Regions from separate parts of the Homo sapiens genome. Here region 2 is linked to region 1. Evidence: chromatin loops called from intact Hi-C (ENCODE). Cell type or tissue: ascending aorta. All regions are shown on one strand.

What was found. Hi-C counts contacts between places; a loop is a spot of excess contacts. Peaks named below come from ENCODE experiments on the same cell type or tissue, not always from the same donor. Only the 100,000 strongest peaks of a DNase experiment are listed, where the experiment ranks them.
Region 2: a loop joins it to region 1, with 2.0 times the contacts of the local background. A loop is called at or near these places in 2 of 110 quality-filtered maps.

Annotation. Positions count from the first base shown.
Region 1 is chr9:17,893,268-17,897,267 of GRCh38, forward strand. No RefSeq gene overlaps it. Among named protein-coding and RNA genes, the nearest start is that of SH3GL2, 320 kb to the left of the region's middle. In ascending aorta, no CTCF peak of the experiment used is centred here; no DNase peak of the experiment used is centred here; H3K27ac peaks cover 1,188 bases.
Region 2 is chr9:18,036,446-18,040,445 of GRCh38, forward strand. It overlaps a transcript of ADAMTSL1 not described here. Among named protein-coding and RNA genes, the nearest start is that of ADAMTSL1, 440 kb to the right of the region's middle. In ascending aorta, no CTCF peak of the experiment used is centred here; a DNase peak (open chromatin) is centred at 1,722; H3K4me3 peaks cover 376 bases; H3K27ac peaks cover 1,236 bases.

The DNA.
Region 1 (4,000 bases):
AGAACAGTCACCCTGAGCTTGTGTTGGCCTCTTTTAGGAGAAGAAATGTTATTTTTTCCTATTTTTTGCAGGGGACCTGGAAAGCCTTCTAGTGAAATTTACTTCTTAATTATGTAAAATATTCATTTTTGGAATTAAAATTTGCATAGTCGGTCAACTTAGCAAGCAGTTTTACTTGTTTAACTGCCACTGTATATACTTGTCATTATTTGAGCTGTCATTCTCATCTAGTGACCAATTCTACTTGCCTCAGTACATAAAGCACTAGCAGCTCCTCCAATAATTCCTTTTAAATAATTTTTGAGCTCAAAACCTTTTGTTGATGCTCTATTGCAAAATGCCAAGTCTGAACTAATAAACTTGGCTGTCAGGGCTCTCCACTAACTTTTTTTCACTACCCTTCACACTCATTCATTAATTTGTTGAACTAATATTCATGGACTTCCTGTGTATACCAGGTACTGTGTTAGTCCACTGTTATTCAAAGCCACGTAAACTGTCATCTTCCATCTCTTGAGAAACTCCCACTTTAGTAAATGGAGACACACATGTAAATAAATGTTTACAAGTGGTAGAGCCTTTCACAACGCCGTTTCCCACTTACTGCTCAGCCTCTTCCTGAAAGTTGTAGTCTTTGGATGGTAGATAGGTAGTTAAAGGGAATCAGACTGTTCTATTTTTCCTTGCACAGAAAATAACAATCACTTGGAGCAAGGATAATTCCTCAGTTTTGTGATTGGAGTAGGCTTTAGAGGTTACCCCAGGGACTGACAGTGAAAACAGACAAATAGTTCTCTTACGGACTTCTAGACAGGCATAGCATGAGGCTTTTTCCATGTAGCTCCATCAGTCTTAACATTTGGTAGAAATTCTTTTCAAGTTCTGGAAATAACTTGACTAATAGTGCTGATTTCACCATAGTTGGTTTTTGTGTTTTTTTCTTCTGAATCATTGTAGGTATTTTAGAGTAAAGTTTGGGAAATCTTTTTCAGGGATCCATGCCAGCAGTATTAAAAGACCACTATTTGGTTTGGCCAGTGCAGTTTTAAAAACTTCCTTCAGACTGGACACTGATTCTCCATTTTGCCATAGTTCCACTTTCCTTCCATCTTGTACATGACTTACTCATCTATCTGCCTGCCCATTGATACTATCAATGTTTACAATTTTTATTTTATAGGCATAACAAAAATGGAAAAAAATATCATCTGGACTGGTATTATGATACTTTTAGGTATTTTAAACATTTCCATCTTACAATCAGTAGGAACCAACAATAAATTCACATAGAGAAATTTTAATGATCCTGGCATTTTTCATTCATTCCTAAGTACAGGGAGGGAACTTTCCCAGTACCTGAAAAGACTGTCTTTAGTCCATGAATGAGAGAAAGGAATGTGAGGCCTTACAGAATTGATGTTTGAAAGGACTAGAAAATGCAAGCTATAAAGAGTGACATGTAATGGGAATCCTGCCAAGTAATAAAACATTTGCCTTTCAAGCCAGGCACTGGGTCCAAATCAACGAGCTGAATTCTTCATGGTTCAGATCGTCTTCATTTTCTCTGTAACTCTCCATCTTGCTTGTCAACTCATGTTTTCCAAACATTTAGAAACTGGAATGTAATCCCCTGAAGTGAGGGATTTCCTCTGGGCAGCCACCCTGATCTTGGAAAGAAAAAAGATTTCAGATTCCACACCCTTTTCTTGGAAAGTCCATTTCAGATTCCTTTCTGATAGCTCAGGGGAATGCAAATGACGTTAGGGAAGACCTAAACCTTCCTGTCATTCAGCGGAATCCAAAACAGTGAACCCTTCTATTCTCTTTTGGGTACATTCATATTAGATTGAAATATTTTGGGAGGTTTAGAAAAATCTGTGATCTATATTGATCACATAATCCATTTTATTCACTTTTTATTCGTTTTATTTTTAAAACATTAAAGCAGAGAAGGGAGGTTCTTAGATGTTGTTCAAAAACACACAAAGATTGGGATTTATAGATATTAGACAGGAGCTGGGAATAGGCACTTTTAACAAGCATCCCTGGTGATTCTGATGCCCATGGTCAAAGGACCACACACTGACAAACACTAAGAATTTAATTTAATTACACCTGAAATACGTCTGCAGACTTTCCACTGTGAACTTTTCATTATTCTTGATTATGAGGGAATTGGATAATATAAATCTTCTAATAATTGAGAACTTTTCACTTTGTCATTGACTCAAAAATTCCCCCAAATCTCAACACACTGACAGAAAGGATTCTTCACTAGAACAAGGAAGAGAAGAAAACATCATTGATTATCAGTCCATGAACTGGATAATCAAGTTTACTGTTGAACTCAAATTAGAGCTCCTCTTTGAGTGTGAGTGTTGGTTTCAAACATACAGAGACTCATAAGAGAAAATTCAGTTTATTGAAATGTGACTTAATCGAGGATTTCCTCAATGGAAAAAGGAGACAGGAAAATAATTGGGAATGTGAGCTTGTTATAAATTTAGGAGGACAACAGCAAGGAATGTTACCTGTAATGAAACTTGAGAGATATAGTGGATTATATAAAATCATTAGAAAGATGTAAATATATAGTTGCCAAATTGGCCAGAGTATCTGAAGCTCATATAGTTCTATGAAACATATCATTCCATGCTTAGTAAAACTTCTTCCTAGGTGTATGTATTTTAAACATATATAAATATTTCCCTTATCAAGGTCATAAAGGCTGGAGTTTTGAATCTATGTGATGTTAATATGGCATGCGTTATAATTAATAAGCATTTCTTTGGAGATACTGCTCAGTTTATGTATTGATTTTGTTTGAGATCTTAAGGACTAAGTTCAAAAGGAAAATTGACTCAAAATAAAATGTATTTGGAAATATTTAGGAAGGGGCAAATGTTGCATAAATGAGAAAATTCCTGAAATAATTTACAACTTTTACTCTTTTATAAAGTATCCCTATAAGCCTCACACTTTATTTTCTTAAGCCTAGAATTCACTTAAGATGAATGTTAGTAAAGCGCTTTATAATTTCTGATAAGACTGTTTTAGACTTTGAAAAGACTCCAAATTTTGTTCCATCAATGACTTAAGTAATATGGCCTTGTTTGCACAGCCAACACCATAATTTGCACATGTAGCTCGATAAATACATTTATGTACTCTAAGTAGCAGTATCTCAGGCACAAGGGTTTCAGGGAGGCTCTGTTTGCCCTGTATGTTTGCTCACAAATTTCTTTTTTACCCTTGTGGAAGGGGACGGAAACAGGCACAAACAACATTTATTCCCAAAGTAAAGTTTTTACGTATTATAGTGAATAACAGGTGAATTCTAATATGTTCCTTCTCTATAGTTTATTTTCACATAGTGGCACATAATGTGAAAAGCATAAAAGCAAAAATGAAATTGACACTATTTTTTTCCTGTTTTTCCCCCTCTAGCATAATGGCATTTAGAATTGGCATTTATCACATTTCTGTGGCTTACTTTTGAATTAATTCACTTTCTTATACAACTAAAAGATTATAGCTAGTCTTTATCTTCTAAGGTTTAACATCTTTTTGAGTTCTTGTGCTTCTCCCCTCTCTCAATTTCTCCTTTCCTTCTTCCATTCCTCTCTTCTTTCAACGAATATGAATAAGTACCTATTATGTGCCAGGCACTGTCTGAGTACTGGGAAGACAAGGGTGAGAAGAGGTAATTCTTGCTGTCATGGGGCTTACAGCCTAGTACGAGAAATTATACCATTACATTACATCATGTGATGGTCACTATAACAGCGACAGCCTAAGAGGAGAAGTACAAGTTGAGTGGAGGCACTTGGGAAGATGCCTAACCTAGTCTTGTTGGGGAGAGGAGGTCAAATAAGGCTTCCTCAAGAATCTCCCTTAGGCTGTTGCTAATGTATGACAATGTCTGTCTTTTAACTCCAGATAACTCTTTATAGAAATATTCAGTTTTCTGATGTTCTGTTGACTTTCTGAAAGGATTTTT
Region 2 (4,000 bases), 140 kb after region 1:
CACTTGGTCAAAGTAACTCTAGGTATAATATCACATCTTTATTTTTAGCATTTGTGGCTGTGGAGCAGGCACAATTCTGGCCATGGTATGTTTGGTTTGGCATTAGCTAATACCTTGTTGTTTAAGTAATACTCAGATCTTGCTGAAAACAGCATAGCACATTTTAGCGTTAATCTCCAGAGTAATCAGATCAGTGACACATACTGGGGAAGCAAAGAAAATAGGCTTAGGAGGTATCAGATATCTTCGTTTGGTAAAGACCTACATTGATATGGGTTTCCTCTAATTATGTGTTAAGATTCTCCTGCTTTCAGTATATAGGCCAAAGTTCAGACCACATTATTGAGATAGGTAGAAATTTGCTTTAAACTTCCTCTTAATACTCTCCCTTTCATCATCTCTTCTTTTAGAGTTTCCTTATGGACACAGTAGTGTCCTGCTATTTTCTGGTTGCCTAGAGGAACACCCTACCCTCACTATTACATGGTATTATTGGATGTGCATCTAACCAATCTGTGCTTTCTGCCACTAACAAACTCAAAACTCACTTCTCTTTTGTCCCCTCCCTTTTGGGGCTTCCTAGGTGATGTGTCGTCTAATCTCTTGTAATGCTAATTCATGCTGATATCTTTATGACTACAACATCTCTTGGAAGTATTTGCATTTTAAATGATGAACTATGCATTAAATCAGTTTGCACTCATGAAACTTCAAGCTTCAGGGAAAAAAACTTCAAGCTAGAGCTGGGAAAATCATGTTGCTAAGGGAAAAATAAGAATACAAGGTGGGACTTGTAGTCCCTTTAATTTGATCCTTGCATGTCGTATATTTGGTCAGTTTCTAAGGCCTGTCAGTTTTCACAGATAAAAGATCACAAAAGCTTTACTCTCTTCTGAGTGTCTGTGGTCCCCTACACAAATTTGCAGGACTACTTAGTACTTTAGAGCACAAACATCAGTCTGGAGGTAGAGATGGAGCCCTTACTCATGATAGTCACAAAAGTTGATCTATTGCTTAACTTCTTAGAGACTTGCTTATATTTTTTCCCCTTTTTCTAAAATACACTTCTTTCTGTAGTATATTAAATAAGTGTTAATGATTGTCAAAGTATTTCAAAACTATGAAATGTGTATATATAGGAGATAGTAATTAAATGCTTCCTTTTAGAGTTCTAAAGATGTTTTTTGTATAAGATTTCAGATAGCTCCTCTGAAGAATTCCAGCCTATTGGAACCCAAATCCTGATGCATATAATAAAGTTTAAAAGGCTTATTTTTTATGTATGTAACAAGAACTCACCTTTATAACTTCTTACGTGAGTGAAGTAAAATTGTTCCATATAAGAGAAATGCATCCTCTCCAAATACAGCGTGCAGAAATAGCATCTGAAGATTTATTACAGAAACAAAACAAATGGTGCGCAATTAAAATAGGCATGTTCTCCAGGAAAAACATCCCCAGCAGGCTTCAAAATCCTGACTCTACTTTTGGATTTGTCTGGTCTGGTCTGGCATATATACCAAGAATCTAAAGTATTTTAGGGTGATGCAATTTTTTATTTCAGTGATCGTGATGATACGAGAAATCAAAGAGCACTTGGGAAAGTGTGATTCAAAGCTGGGACCAACAAGATGCAGTATCCATGGATGTCACTGACCTGGCTTCCCGCCATTATGGCCACCAATTATGTGTGTCTTTCACTGAAGCGTCAACCACACCTCTGCCATCAGGTAGACCATCTGCTCATGAGACTTGCCCATGTGAGCCTCGGTTGTTCATTCCCGGGTGGCTATTAATCAGGCAGCAGCTTGGGAACATTTCCAAGTGGCATTTTTGGCTGTTGCCCCTCTCTGGGCCTCTGGGGATCTTAGAATGGTCCATTCTCTCTATACTCTAAAGCCAAAACCAAAATCAAAACCAAAACTATTCCTGCCAGCAAGTCAATTAATTAAGAAATCAAGAAGGCCCTAACCTCCTTGAAAGATCAAGGAGAAACTTTTTTTCACTTTAAATAAAAGTCCAGATTTTGAAAGCATAAAACACATTGGCAGTCATTACAGTTTTCAAGCTGATGGCAATTCGATATTTTATCTCAACCTGTATCTTTTGTGTCTGCTATTTTGCCTAAAGGATTTCAAAGGGTGATACAGAAAAGCGGGAAAACAGAGAAATCAGCTAGATGAACTAGCATTACCTAAGGGAGGGTGTGCTGGCTTGGATTATTCCAGGTTTAGATTTGAATCCCAGCTCCATTATTTCTCAGCTGTCTGTCTTCTAACAACTTACCACCAACTTTTCACATGAAGTTTAGATAATGAGCATAAAGCATCTAACAAGAAAGTAAAGAAGATGTGCTTGTTCCACTTCTCCATTGGAAAGCAATTGTTACAGAGAGTCTATTGTGTAAACTTTACCAGTACCATAACTTCCCACATAGCTGAAGGTCAGATTTCTGCCACAGTAATTACCAGTGACAAAGCTATGAACACATAAGTTAGTTAAAGGATGAATGGGTTATCTTCTATAAAACTCATGTACTTCTCTTCATAGGATTAATAAAGAAAGCACTAACCCAGAGCCTAACCCAGATATATATGAAACGAAAATATTAGCTCAGGACCTCAGGTATAATAACATCAAAGAAAAACTAACACCAGCTGAGAAAGAACTTTATAGAAAAAACATGACACTAAATAGTTCAGGCCATTATTTTAGGAACAAACTGTGTTGCAATAGAATGATTATCTTGTGCCATTAAAAGAAGACTGAATTAGGTCTGGCATATTTGTTTTATAATATAATGCCATTAAGGGATTAAGATTTGAGCAAATAAATAGTTTTATCTGGGAAAATGTCATCTTTTGGAATATCACATTGACAGATTAAAGACATATTACTGTATTTTTTTTTACTTCTCAGTGACGGATAATGCCTTCCTACAGGTGACTGTTTTTAAAAAAATAATTCCCCTCTCAAATAATTATAATAAGTCAACAGTGTCTTTCAATAATTTTGGTGGGCTCAAGAATTAGCATGAGTGTATTATTGGTGTATTTTTATTTTATGAATTTTTCTTGTTATGGGATAGGGTTTCTTTCTACGGAACAAACATTTTTCACAAGGAGCTTTTCTTCTCACAATGCATTGAGCAAATTAACTGAGTTAGTTTCCAAGCCTATTACTGGTGGAAATTTAGAAAATTTAGACTGGGAAAAGTCAAGTTAATGCTGTGGAGACATGCACACGTAGATACAGAGGCAAAAAACCAAGCATGCCTTCTTTCAGCCTGTTTCTCTTACTACCATAGATCAAATGGTGGTATTAAAACTAAGATTTGAGGATACTCATTTTTAAAAATTATTATTTAGTCAAGGTAAGGTTTGGGTTTTGGGAGGAAGGTTAATTCTGAGGACATTTGTGTATTTAGCCGATAAGATTTCTGAATCCGATTTGTCTGTCTTCTTGGCAGATAGAAATTGGCAGTTTTCCTCTTTAGACATATGCTACTATATATTGCTATGACAAAACATATATGCAAAGGATAGAATGACCATATTATTGTGTCTCCAGGATGGTCCTGACTTATGCCTATGTCTTGGCATTTTGTCTGTTTTGTCATTTATTCAGCATTATTTTATTTTTAAAACCATTATCATTGATGTCAGATTAAAAATAAGCCAGGTTGAGTTCTACCATGTTCTCATTCAACAGTATGTGAGGTGCATGTATAGTAAGCAACACCCTTCCCTTAAATTGTGAATAAGCCAGGAAGATAACTATTGATAACCTGGCTCTGTTTTCCCCAACCCTTTCTGGAAGCAAGGTAGGTGACATGTCTCCTTCAATGACAGCATGGTCTCTGATAAAATAAAGCCCTTTTGGACATGAGCAGATAAGGAGAACTAATTGTTTCTGATCTTAAGTGGTGGTGGAGAAAGCTCTTGATGCTTCTGTTCCTACTGACTGGTTGGTTTTTCAACTAGTTGGGCTGTGGCTCATG